Regions from separate parts of the Homo sapiens genome. Here region 1 is linked to region 2. A link is an interaction called in ENCODE POLR2A ChIA-PET data of the cell type or tissue named here. Cell type or tissue: GM12878. All regions are shown on one strand. Links, peaks and the distances in the headings refer to the core of each region. The heading gives the core; the rest is flanking DNA. Region 1 has its middle 290 kb from the start of BCL2. Region 2 overlaps BCL2 (BCL2 apoptosis regulator).

Region 1 (5,385 bases), core at 184-5,183, 110 kb after region 2:
ATACTCAATCTTCTATATGTTGCCTAATTTAAAAAAAAAAAAATTAGCCTGGGTGCGGTGGCTCATGCCTGTAATCCCAGCACTTTGGGAGGCCAAGGCAGGTGGATCACCAGAGGTCAGGAGTTTGAGGGCAGCCTGGCCAACACGGTGAAACCCCATCTCTACTAAAAATACAAAAATTAGCTGGGCATGGTGGTGGGCGCCTGTAGTCCCAGCTACTCAGGAGACTAAGGCAGGAGAATCTCTTGAATTCAGGAGGCGAAGATTGCAGTAAGCTGAGATTGCACCACTGCACTCCAGCCTGGGTGACAGAGCAAGACTCTATCTAAAAAAAAAAAAAAAAAATTAAAATTAAAATTAAAAAAATTAAAAATGATACATATTTGTACATATTTATGGAGTACAAGTGATATTTTGTTACATGCATAGAATGTGTAATTATCAAGTCGGGGTATTTGGGGTATTCACCACCTTGAGTATTTATCATTTCTATGTGTTGGGAACACCTTTAAATTCTCTCTTCTAGCTATCTTGAAATATATAATACATGATTGTTAACTATAGTCACCTTACTCTCCTATCAAACATTAGAATTTATTTCTTCTATTTCACTGTATATTTGAACCCATTAACCAACCTCTCTTCCTCCCCCATGCACATCCTTTCCAGCCTTTCATAACTATCATTCTACTCTCTACCTCCATGAAATCAACTTTTTTAGGTCCCACATACGAGTGAGAATATGCAATATTTGTCTTTCTGTACCTGGCTTATTTTACTTAACATAATGGCCTCCAGTTCCATCTATGTTGCTACAAATGACAGGATTTCATTATTGTTTTATGGCCAAATAGTATTCCATTGTGTATTTATATTAACACCACATTTTCTTCTTTTTCTTTTTTTTTTTTTTTTTTTTTGAGACAGAGTTTTGCTCCTGTTGCCCAGGCTGGAGTGCAATGGCATGATCTTGGCTCACTGCAACCTCTACCTCCCAGGTTCAAACAGTTCTTCTGCCTCAGCCTCCCAAGTAGCTGGGATTACAGGCATGTGTCACCATGCCTGGCTAATTTTTGTATTTTTGGTAGAGATGGGTTTTCACCATGTTGGCCAGCTTGGTCTTGAACTCCTGACCTCAGGTGATCCATCTGCCTTGGCCTCCCAAAGTGCTTGGATTACAGGCATGAGCCACCATGCCTGGCCACCACATTTTCTTTATCCATTCATCCATTGATCTTTATTTCCCTAGACTGCATTCTAAATTGTTTCACACCCATCTTCCAATTAACAAATACCCATGTTAGCTGTTACCTAATTAGTTACTCCGCTGATCTTTCTAAAAAATGTAATTGTGGCCAGGAGCCGTGGCTCACGCCTGTAATCCCAGCAGTTTGGGAGGCCTAGGCAGGTGGATCACTTGAAGTCAGGAGTTCAAGACCAAACTGGCCAACATGGTGAAAACCCATCTCTACCAAAAATACAAAAAGTAGCCAGGCGTGGTGACGGACACCTGTAATCCCAGTTACTCAGGAGGCTGAGGCATAATAATTGTGTGAACCTAGGAGATGAAGGTTGCAGTGAGTTGAGATCATGTCACTGCACTCCAGCCTGGGTGACGGAGCGAGACTCAGTCTCAAAAAAAAAAAAAAGTATATATATATATAATTGCTATAATGTAATATGTATGTAATTGCTATAATTTTCATTTATTGACGATCTACTAGATTTGTTTTTAAATCCACATGTTTCTGTCCAAATTTCCAAGCTTCTACTTAATTTTTTTCCTGAAATCTACATGGGATTATAAATCTTTAATTTTAAAAGAACATATTAGATGTAGATAATGAGTATTCTTTATCTGAAAATAAGTATGTGAACTTTTAAAAGATCTATTTCTACTATCTGTTGTTTCTGCCTCTTCTCATTCATAGTAACTTGATTCCTCATAAATTTCATAATTTTTTAAGCCACTTATATTCTTTGCAACTTTACCTGTGGGAATTCTTGCAGAACTGAATTAAATTATGTTTTTTTTTCTTTAGGAAGGTCGCTTACTTCTGTGAATCATCTGGAGATGCTACAAACAAAGGATTTTAATTTAAAGTCTGCTTGATGTTTTCCAGATCACACAAGTGGTTAGTTAAGATAAAATCTTGCATGAGGGCTGGCATATGGTTGCAAATTCTCAAGGGATATATTTTTTTCCTTCTCCACCTGTCAGCAAGGCTGAGAAAAGCAAATTTTTTGCTATAAATTTCTGTGCAGTGGGGCTTATGTCTCACTCATATGCAGTGTAAGTCCCAGCTATATATGGGGGCCTCCTATTATATTCCCTCCTTGGGCAGAATCTGGGCTTTATCTCCAGCCCCCTACACCCAAGGTACTTGCAAAGTGAAATCTTAAGATCTGGTGGAAACCCTTAGAGGAAAAGCTAGCTTTGGAACTTATTAACCTCCCAGAGGTCTTGATTTTATTTTATTTTTAGACTTGGTGTATTCCTCACTTATAATCATTTATAAAATTTGGTTTAAAATTTTTTAAAAACCATTTTAGTTGTTCCAGTGAGGACAGTCATTGTGTACCTGACTGCCATATTGCTAGAAGAAGTTACCAGGTATTCTTGAAGGAAAACAGAATTTAAGGGAAGCTGTGAAGACTGCCTATATACATCTTATTGTTGCAGGCTTAGGGCAATGTTATTGTTAATTCAGGATCATAGAAGACCAAGGATACAATAAGTAGGTGTATTAATCCACTTTCACATGCTGTAAAGAACTGCCTGAGACTGGGTAATTGATAAAAGGAAGAGGTTTAATTGACTCACAGTTCTGCAGGACTGGGGAGGCCACAGGAAACTTACAATCATAGTGGAAGGGGAGACAAACATATCCTTCTTCACATGGTAGCAGGAAGGAGAAGCGCCAAGCAAAGGGGGAAAAGCCTCTTATAAAAACATCAGATCTCATGAGAACTCACTATCACAAGAACAGCGTGAGCGTAACCACCCCATTATTCAATTATCTCCCAGTGGGTACTTCCCATGACATGGGACTGGAGGAACTACAGTTCAAGATGAGATTTGGGTGGGGACACAGCCAAACCATATTAGTGGTAAAAACTGGATTATTGTGTATTAATGGAGAGGATCAATTACACAAAGAACATAAAAATATGTTTGACACAAAGAGAGTTGATTTTTCCAGGAAAATTAAAGAATTTAGAGACAAACTGGGGAGATGGAAAATTAAACAAAAAATTCTAATGCTCTTTGGGGAGTATCTTCTGAATTATTTTTATATTGCAGAGAGTTTGTAAACAGGCCTATTTATTATAATTATTAAAATTAATAACCAATTTATTAATAGTAAAATTTTAAACGTAAATATTCTTACACCCTTGTGTTTAATTTACAAATTGTATCCTACTTATAAATCTAGTAATTTTTGTCCAAAAATAAGAAATATGATATTCACTTGTTCTTTGATTAATCTTAAATTAACTTAAGCTTAATAGTTAAAGTCTTCTAAACAATTAAATACGCCGGCCGGGCGCGGTGGCTCACGCCTGTAATCCCAGCACTTTGGGAGGTCGAGGTGGGTGGATCACGAGATCAGGAGATCGAGACAATCCTGGCTAACACGGTGAAACCCTGTCTCTACTAAATATACAAAAAATTAGCCGGGCGTAGTGGCGGGCGCCTATATTCCCAGCTACTCAGGAAGCTGAGGCAGGAAAATGGCGTGAACCCAGCGTGCGGAGCTTGCAGTGAGCTGAGATTGTGCCACTGCACTCCAGCCTGGGCAACAGGGCGAGACTCTGTCTCAAAAAAAAAAAAAAAAAGAAAAGAAAAAACAATTAAATACAACTTACAAACATAATTATGTTCTTTTAAACATTTTTAATGCCTGACTGGACAGATTTACAAAACAAAATCTTCTAAACTCTTAAGAAACTCTTGCAAATCAAACTTATAAACATAGTGAGCCAGTTTTTATTTTCTTTTTCTTTTTTTTATTTTTTCTATAGACAGGGTCTTGCTATGTTTCCCAGGCTGACCTCAAACTCCTGGGCTCGAGCGATCCTCCTGCCTCAGACTGCTGAGTAGATGCGATTACAGGCACACACACCATACTTATTTCAGGTCAGTTTTTCTTAAACATTCAAATACTGTTTTAAAATTTAATCAAATTATCTTATACTTTATGAATTAAAATTGCAGGTCTAATACCAATGATGTATTTCAAATTGAAATCCCAAAATTGATATATCAGAGCTTCAAATGTATATTGTTTCTACCCCTTATTTATTATGTAGATTATCCTGATTATAAAACTTATTAATAAACTTAACACAAAATATTAATACCACAGGTTTGTTTTCCTTCACCATTTCTCTGCTTATATTAATATAATCTTAGAACTGTAAAGCCACTTAAGTAGAGAGGACAGATTCTTATCACTTGGAACAGCACTGATAAGACTGGGATGAAGTTTCAGGACTACAGTGAAATTGCTTATTGGTCAGAGATTGAGTGGGATGTGGGCATGACTGACCCTACCAAAGCATGGGTGAATATACTGAACCAATTCCATCAACCAGAAACCCAAAGCCACGCTTTTCAACTGGGATTTAGTCTTCAACCAGTGCATCGTGTTTCTATTTTATCCACTTTTTAATCAAACCCTTTTCACCTCTTTATTACCTGAGTTGGGTAGATGTGCCCCTACCCATATTGTAACCAATTTCCTTCATCATTTGTTTGGACTCTAATAACCTCTCTATGGTCTGATTGGATACTATGTGTTACTGTTTGCTTGTTATTTGGTTCTCATCCACAATTCTGCTATCATTTTATTCACAAGGATGGACATTTCATCTGACCAAGGCATGTCAGGAAAGACTTACAGGAAGAAATAATGTCAAAGCCAAGATCTGAAAGATTCATCCATCTATTTTTAAAATATTTATTGAGTAATTAACATATGCAAGTACTGATTTGGTATCTACTGAGTAGCTAACATATTCAGATACTAGTAGTCTAGTGGTGAACGCAACAGATTAAATGGCTGCCCTCATAAAGCTTATCTTTTGGTGGAGGAAGGCAACAAGTAACTAATACGGTATAAATGGGGGGATGACATGTGAGCAGTAACCTGAATGTCAAACAACAGGGGAAGGTGTAAGAAGATAAAGGAAGTCACTAAAAAGGATGACATAGATGAGTGGTTTTCAACTCTGTCAAGCTCAACACCCCTTTATAATAGTAATAAATATTTTGTAATACCCCTCTTTTGTTACCCTGAAATTAAATTCACAGATAATATATTTACTCAGGTGCATAATTTTTTAAAAGAATGTACACAATGGCCTGACCATAATAGAAAC
Region 2 (5,385 bases), core at 267-5,266:
TTGTTTTTGTGACTCAAGGAAATTTTGTTCTCTTTCACATTCTAGAATTCCCTGTGAAGCAGCCCTGTAAATAGGAGGGCTTTTCCTGAATAATATGGAAAGAATTTCTCTTTGGGGATTTGAGTCTATATCATACAACATTTTAAAATACTCTTGAGATGGCACGTGCAGCCCTAGCAACAGGGCCAGACCACAGTCAAGGGCTTCCAGAGTGTGCCGCACACGTTCCCGTGGGATCCAGCCTTGCACAGTGCCCAGGGCGGCGGGGGCGGGGGTGATGGGGAAGGTCCTGTGACTGGTGGTTTCTCCATGGTCACAGGGTCTTCTTTCTGTTGATGTGGCCCCATTCGCTCTGACTCACCCCTGACGGCATACACCGGCTTGCTTTAGGACCCACCAGGGTGGCCCCAAACTCCCATGCCACTTCCTTGCCCTGAAACACCATCCTTGGTTTTCTTGCTTTTATTTGAAGTCCTGAGGCCTCAGCTCCTGTCTCACTTTCTGTCCGCCTTCCAGCCCATCTTAAACACTCTTGGTACATTTCTTGAGCGTTCCCTGTCACTCCTCGGGACTTCCTGTTTAGCCTCTCATATTTATTGCTCCGGGGGAGCCGGAGTTGGATCTTGTATGTCTTTTCTGCTTCCTTTGGGAGAAGCAAAATATAGTTGAAAAGGTACATGCCTGGCAGTCATATAGTCCTGGATTCGAACCCCGGCTTTGCTGCAATGAGCTGAGTGACTTTGAGCAAGTTGTGTGACCTTTCTGATGGCAGTCTCTTCTGTCTAGAGTTGTTTGTAAAAGCCACCTTAATGGGCTTTGGCACCACAGTTAAATATCTCTTGTCATCCCAGATTTAGTGCCTAGCCAGAAGTAGATGCTAAATAAATACTTTTTAAAGTGGTTTGCCTATGGTTGGATTGCTCGATTCAGATATGTCCAAAAGATAGATCAAAGCTAGAGGAAAGAAAGAGCTAAAACGAGCTATCCAAAGTTAGCGCCAATTATACTATGAAAAACATGTTGCCTGTGGATCCAAGATTGGCCAAGGGGTTTCCTCAGTGGAAATAGCAATTTGCTTGACCTAAAATTTCTCTTGAAGCCTTCACCAGCCCAAACTTGAGCTTATTCCTACGACCTTAGGTGTGCATATCTCTGAGTCATCCCATTGGAAGAGCGTTTACTGAGTACCTGATTTGGGTGATGAGCATGATGTCCTGCCTTAAGGAGCTCATTGTCATGGAGTCAAGCTCACTATCTCCCCTGCAGCACTCTGCACAATGCTGTGTGCAACTCAGGCGGTCAGTAAATGTTTGCATCCCTGAATGCAACCTGAGCCAACTCGCTCCAAGGTTTCTGCAATGGCAGCAAGGTTCTGCCAGTGCTACACATGCATAGGCATGGCCACTGACCACTCAGCTGCCAGTCCCACCTGGAATATTCTGGCTCTGCCATTTTTGCCTGAGGAATAGTCGGTGTATAAAGGCCCCGTAGCACAGTTCAAATTCCATTTGCAATGCAGCCAGCACATACTTGCATCCCTTCTGCAGGCAGGGTCCCCCAGGCTCGCCGCTGCAAGCTGCAAAAGTGTCTGACCGGTCCTGAGCGTTTGACGGGAAGTGACAGTTGCCTTGGAAGTGGATCTCCCAGGGGCACGACTTTTCTCGTGTTAAGTGCCCACTGCTGACAATGCTGACAGGCCTTGTACAGTGGGCACGTGTAGTGTTCTGACCTTGCTCCTGCCCCCAGGAGGCCAGCTTCACTGGCTTCACTGTGAGAGCGTGTCCTTGGGTCAGGTCAGCCAGCTGTCAACTGTGCCCCTGTAGGTTGTGCTGATGGAAGATATTTCAGCCCCTCCACTCACTTAAAACTCATCCATGATTGCTTTCAGCTTCTCTTTTTCTCTTTCTCTTTGTCTTTCTGGGTCTCTGGGTCTCCCGTTTCTCTCTCTGAGTTTCTGTTTTTGCTTCTCTCTCTAGTTCTATATACAGCAGTATCCTTCTTGCAACAGAAAGCATACTGTCAGAGGTCCTTCGCCGTAAACAGCTATTCAGATGAGAGGCCACGCCAGCGTATCTTGTCCATATGTTAATGAGCCAGGATCCAGAACCACAGGCTGACCTGGCCCACCATTTACCTGTCCTGGTACTAACAGCTGCTGCCACTGACAGAGACTGCATTTTCCTTGTGATAGAGAGGTCTGCTGTCTTCCCTGGGCACAGGAAGACTGTCTGATGAGGAAGGAAGAGGATTGTCAAAGAGCCAAGCAGTGTTCCTTGAAATGCATCTGGTTTTATTCATGTTGAGTCTTTCCAGGTGAACTGAACTAAATCATAAACTACAAAATGAAAGCAGATTTTTCTTAGCATGCCCATATGGAGCTCACTGAGGAGTTCACCACCATCCGTCAGCTCCCCTTGTCCCCCAGAGCACAGAGGATGTAATTGTTCTTCTCTTCCTGATCGGTAGATTGATGGTGTGGATAAGAAGCCTCTCCCATGGGCTTCTCAGAGGATCATCGCAGTCACTTTGACGGTCACAGAATGACCCATTGAGCTGCAGAACTGGGGAGCTGGGATCTGAGTAAGACTATTATACGTTGGGGTGCTTTTGAGTGGGATGTAAGCAGGCTGTGAAGTTTCAGCCATTTGTGACTTACCTGCCCCAAACCAAGAACAACAGAACCAGCACCATCCGGGGTGCATCTGGTCCTCGACAGATGTCTGGGCCTGCGGTAGGTCATCAGGGCTCCCTGGAGCTAATGCAGTGTGGAGCTTCCAGAAAAGATGCCCAGGCTGATTTCTTAACCAGTCCCAAAAAGCAAGTGCCAGACAAGGCAGGGCTGGAGGCTGGCAGTGCCCAGCTGGCTGAGGATGCCGCATCCTCCAGCCTAGTCTGCTTTGCTCTTTTTCTTCTACATACCCTCCTCCAGGTCTGAGGCCACTTTCAGCAAATTCCTATTAGGACATGCAGGTTCTTTGTACTCCCCACACCACCAGCCTCAGTCAACACTTACTGATTTAAACAAGTGAAAACCAAACATTTGGCCCCTAACTCTGGCCCTCCACGTTTAATAAATGAAGGACTCCCTCCCCTCACTGCCCCCAGCAGCGATGTCCTGATGACAGCGATTAGGCCAAGCTGCAGAACTTAACAAGCATCTGCTTTCAGTTCCCATTTTTGGCGTATTTTCATGAATTAACTCTTGCAGTGACAAAAATAGAGGGAGGCAGCCTGGGCCATGCCCCGTGTTCACGAGTCACATGGCAGGTACAGGAGCCACGGCACGCTTGGCCCAAATCATGACCGACAAGTAGAGCATATTTGCCTGTCGCCAATCCCTGTGGAGCACACAGTGATTATGTTCTACTCACATACGGAGACAGGTATGGACAGTGGCGTGGGGTGGGGAGGAGAGCCACATGTGTGGCTCCAGATCCCAAGAAAAAAGAGTTGGTGGATCTATTCCAAACGCCAGTCTGCCTGTGGAATCCCCAGCCCCTGTCAGGCAGTGGAGAGTCCTGTTCGGTATTGAATATAATCAGAGCTTCCCACCTGCTCCCTACTTTAAGCCACACTGATGTCACCAGTTCTAATTAAAACTGGCATGAGAGGCAGAGGGCTTTGTGGGCATATGGGGGTTGGGGTCTGGGACAAATAACTTGGATTATGCTCATAAAAGCAAAGAGATTGGAAGCACAGAGGCACATCAGAGGTCACAGCTTCAGTGCTGTGCCAAGAAAGGCCTCCTCCTAACTCACAGCAGGAGGGTCTGAGGCCAGGTGGGGAGAAGAGCAGTGGAGAAGTGGCGGATGGAAGAGATGGACCACACAGAGAGGAAGCAGGAGATCCTCTGCAATAGTTACAGTAACACAGCTCTGGCACGCACCAACAGAACCCAAGTCACATCCTCAAGGATGCACGAGAAAGGGTGAAGAATAAGGTCACTAACTAGGTAAGCCCAGATGGTAGAGCGGAGAGAGACTTCTTAGAGGTTCGCTACGGCGGAGTTTTCAGATGAGGAAAATTGAAGGTCCCAGGGGTGAAGTGAGCTGCTCACCTTACAAGTAGGAGTGCCCCGATTGCTGCTCATGCATCCGACCCCTAACTTCTCATCCAGAACACAAACCATGCCACCTCCTACTACAGTTCTTCCTTTTTTTCTTTTGGAGAATGACAGTGGTGCACATTTTCTAACCAGCAGCGTCTCATTCCTCATTACACTTGTGAGCCGAGGATCCATCACAAGCCAGTACTTCTGTGGAATTCCATATGGTATAAAAATAGTTTAGTCCCTCTTCATGTCGTGTAAGGAACATAATTAAGCTCTTTTATTGGGATATAGTTCACGTGCCATAAAATTCCATTTAAAGTGATCAGCGCATTGGTTTTTAGCATATTCAAAAGGTTATACAGCCATCACCCTTAGCTAATTCCAGAACTTTTCCATCACTCCAAAAAGAAGCCCTGTACCCATTAGCAATGACTCCCTAGTCTCCCCGTCTCCCCATCTCCTGGGAACCTCTAATCCACTTTTTGTCTTGATGGCCTTGCCTATTTTGGACATTGCATGTCAATGGACTCATAGACAGTGGGTGGCCTTTGTGCCTGGATCCTTCACTTGGCCTCATGTTTTTGAGGGTCATCCATGTTGTTGCATGTGTCAATGCTTCGCTCCTTTTTTTGGCTGAGTTGTAAGATTCCATTATGTGGGTAGACCACATTTTGTTTATTTGTTCATCAGTTAGTGGATATTTGGGTCATTTCCACTTTTGGCTATTATGAATAATGCTGATGTGAACATTTGTGTACAAGTTTTCGTGTGAACGTGCAATTTCAATTCCTTTGGGTGTACTAGGAGTTGAATTGCTGGGTCATGTGGTGACTCTGTTTAACTCTTTGAGGAATCAGCAAACTGTTTTCCCACAATGGCTGCACCAGTTTACATTCCCACCAGTCATGTGCAGGGGTTTCAATTTCTCAACATCCTTGCCAACACTTGTTATTATCTATTTTTAAAATTAGAGCCACTCTAGTGGATGTGATCTCTCCTTGTGGTTTCGATTTGCATTTCCCTAATGACTAATGATAGTGAAGCATCTCTTCATGCACTTACTGGCCATTTGTGTACCTTCACTGGTAAAATGTCTACCAGAATCCTTTGGCCTTTTTTAAAATTTAGCTACTTACGTTTTTATTGTTGAGTTATAATAATTAAGTTTTTTGCTGGACATATTTTCATGTCCAACACAATATCATAAAAGTGTTAAGTTTGTCACTTTATGCTTGATACTTCCCCCCGAAACAGTGAAATAGCATAAGCCCAAAACAAGAGAGGGCTGAGCACCACAACAGGCAGGGCCCTCGGAAGCTCTAGCCAAAAGAAGG

What was found. ChIA-PET counts read pairs that join two places held together with the same protein. Peaks named below come from ENCODE experiments on the same cell type or tissue, not always from the same donor. Only the 100,000 strongest peaks of a DNase experiment are listed, where the experiment ranks them.
Region 1: POLR2A ChIA-PET joins it to region 2 with 7 read pairs; 3 of 35 experiments call an interaction of 5 or more read pairs at or near these places.

The regions. Positions count from the first base shown.
Region 1 is chr18:63,028,378-63,033,762 of GRCh38, reverse strand. No RefSeq gene overlaps it. Among named protein-coding and RNA genes, the nearest start is that of BCL2, 290 kb to the left of the region's middle. In GM12878, for the core only: no CTCF peak of the experiment used is centred there; no DNase peak of the experiment used is centred there.
Region 2 is chr18:63,139,762-63,145,146 of GRCh38, reverse strand. All of the region lies in intron 2 of BCL2 (BCL2 apoptosis regulator), which reads left to right. Among named protein-coding and RNA genes, the nearest start is that of BCL2, 180 kb to the left of the region's middle. RefSeq lists enhancers at 2,102-2,291, 2,842-2,941. In GM12878, for the core only: no CTCF peak of the experiment used is centred there; DNase peaks (open chromatin) are centred at 3,206 and 4,916; H3K4me3 peaks cover 2,520 bases; H3K27ac peaks cover 3,805 bases.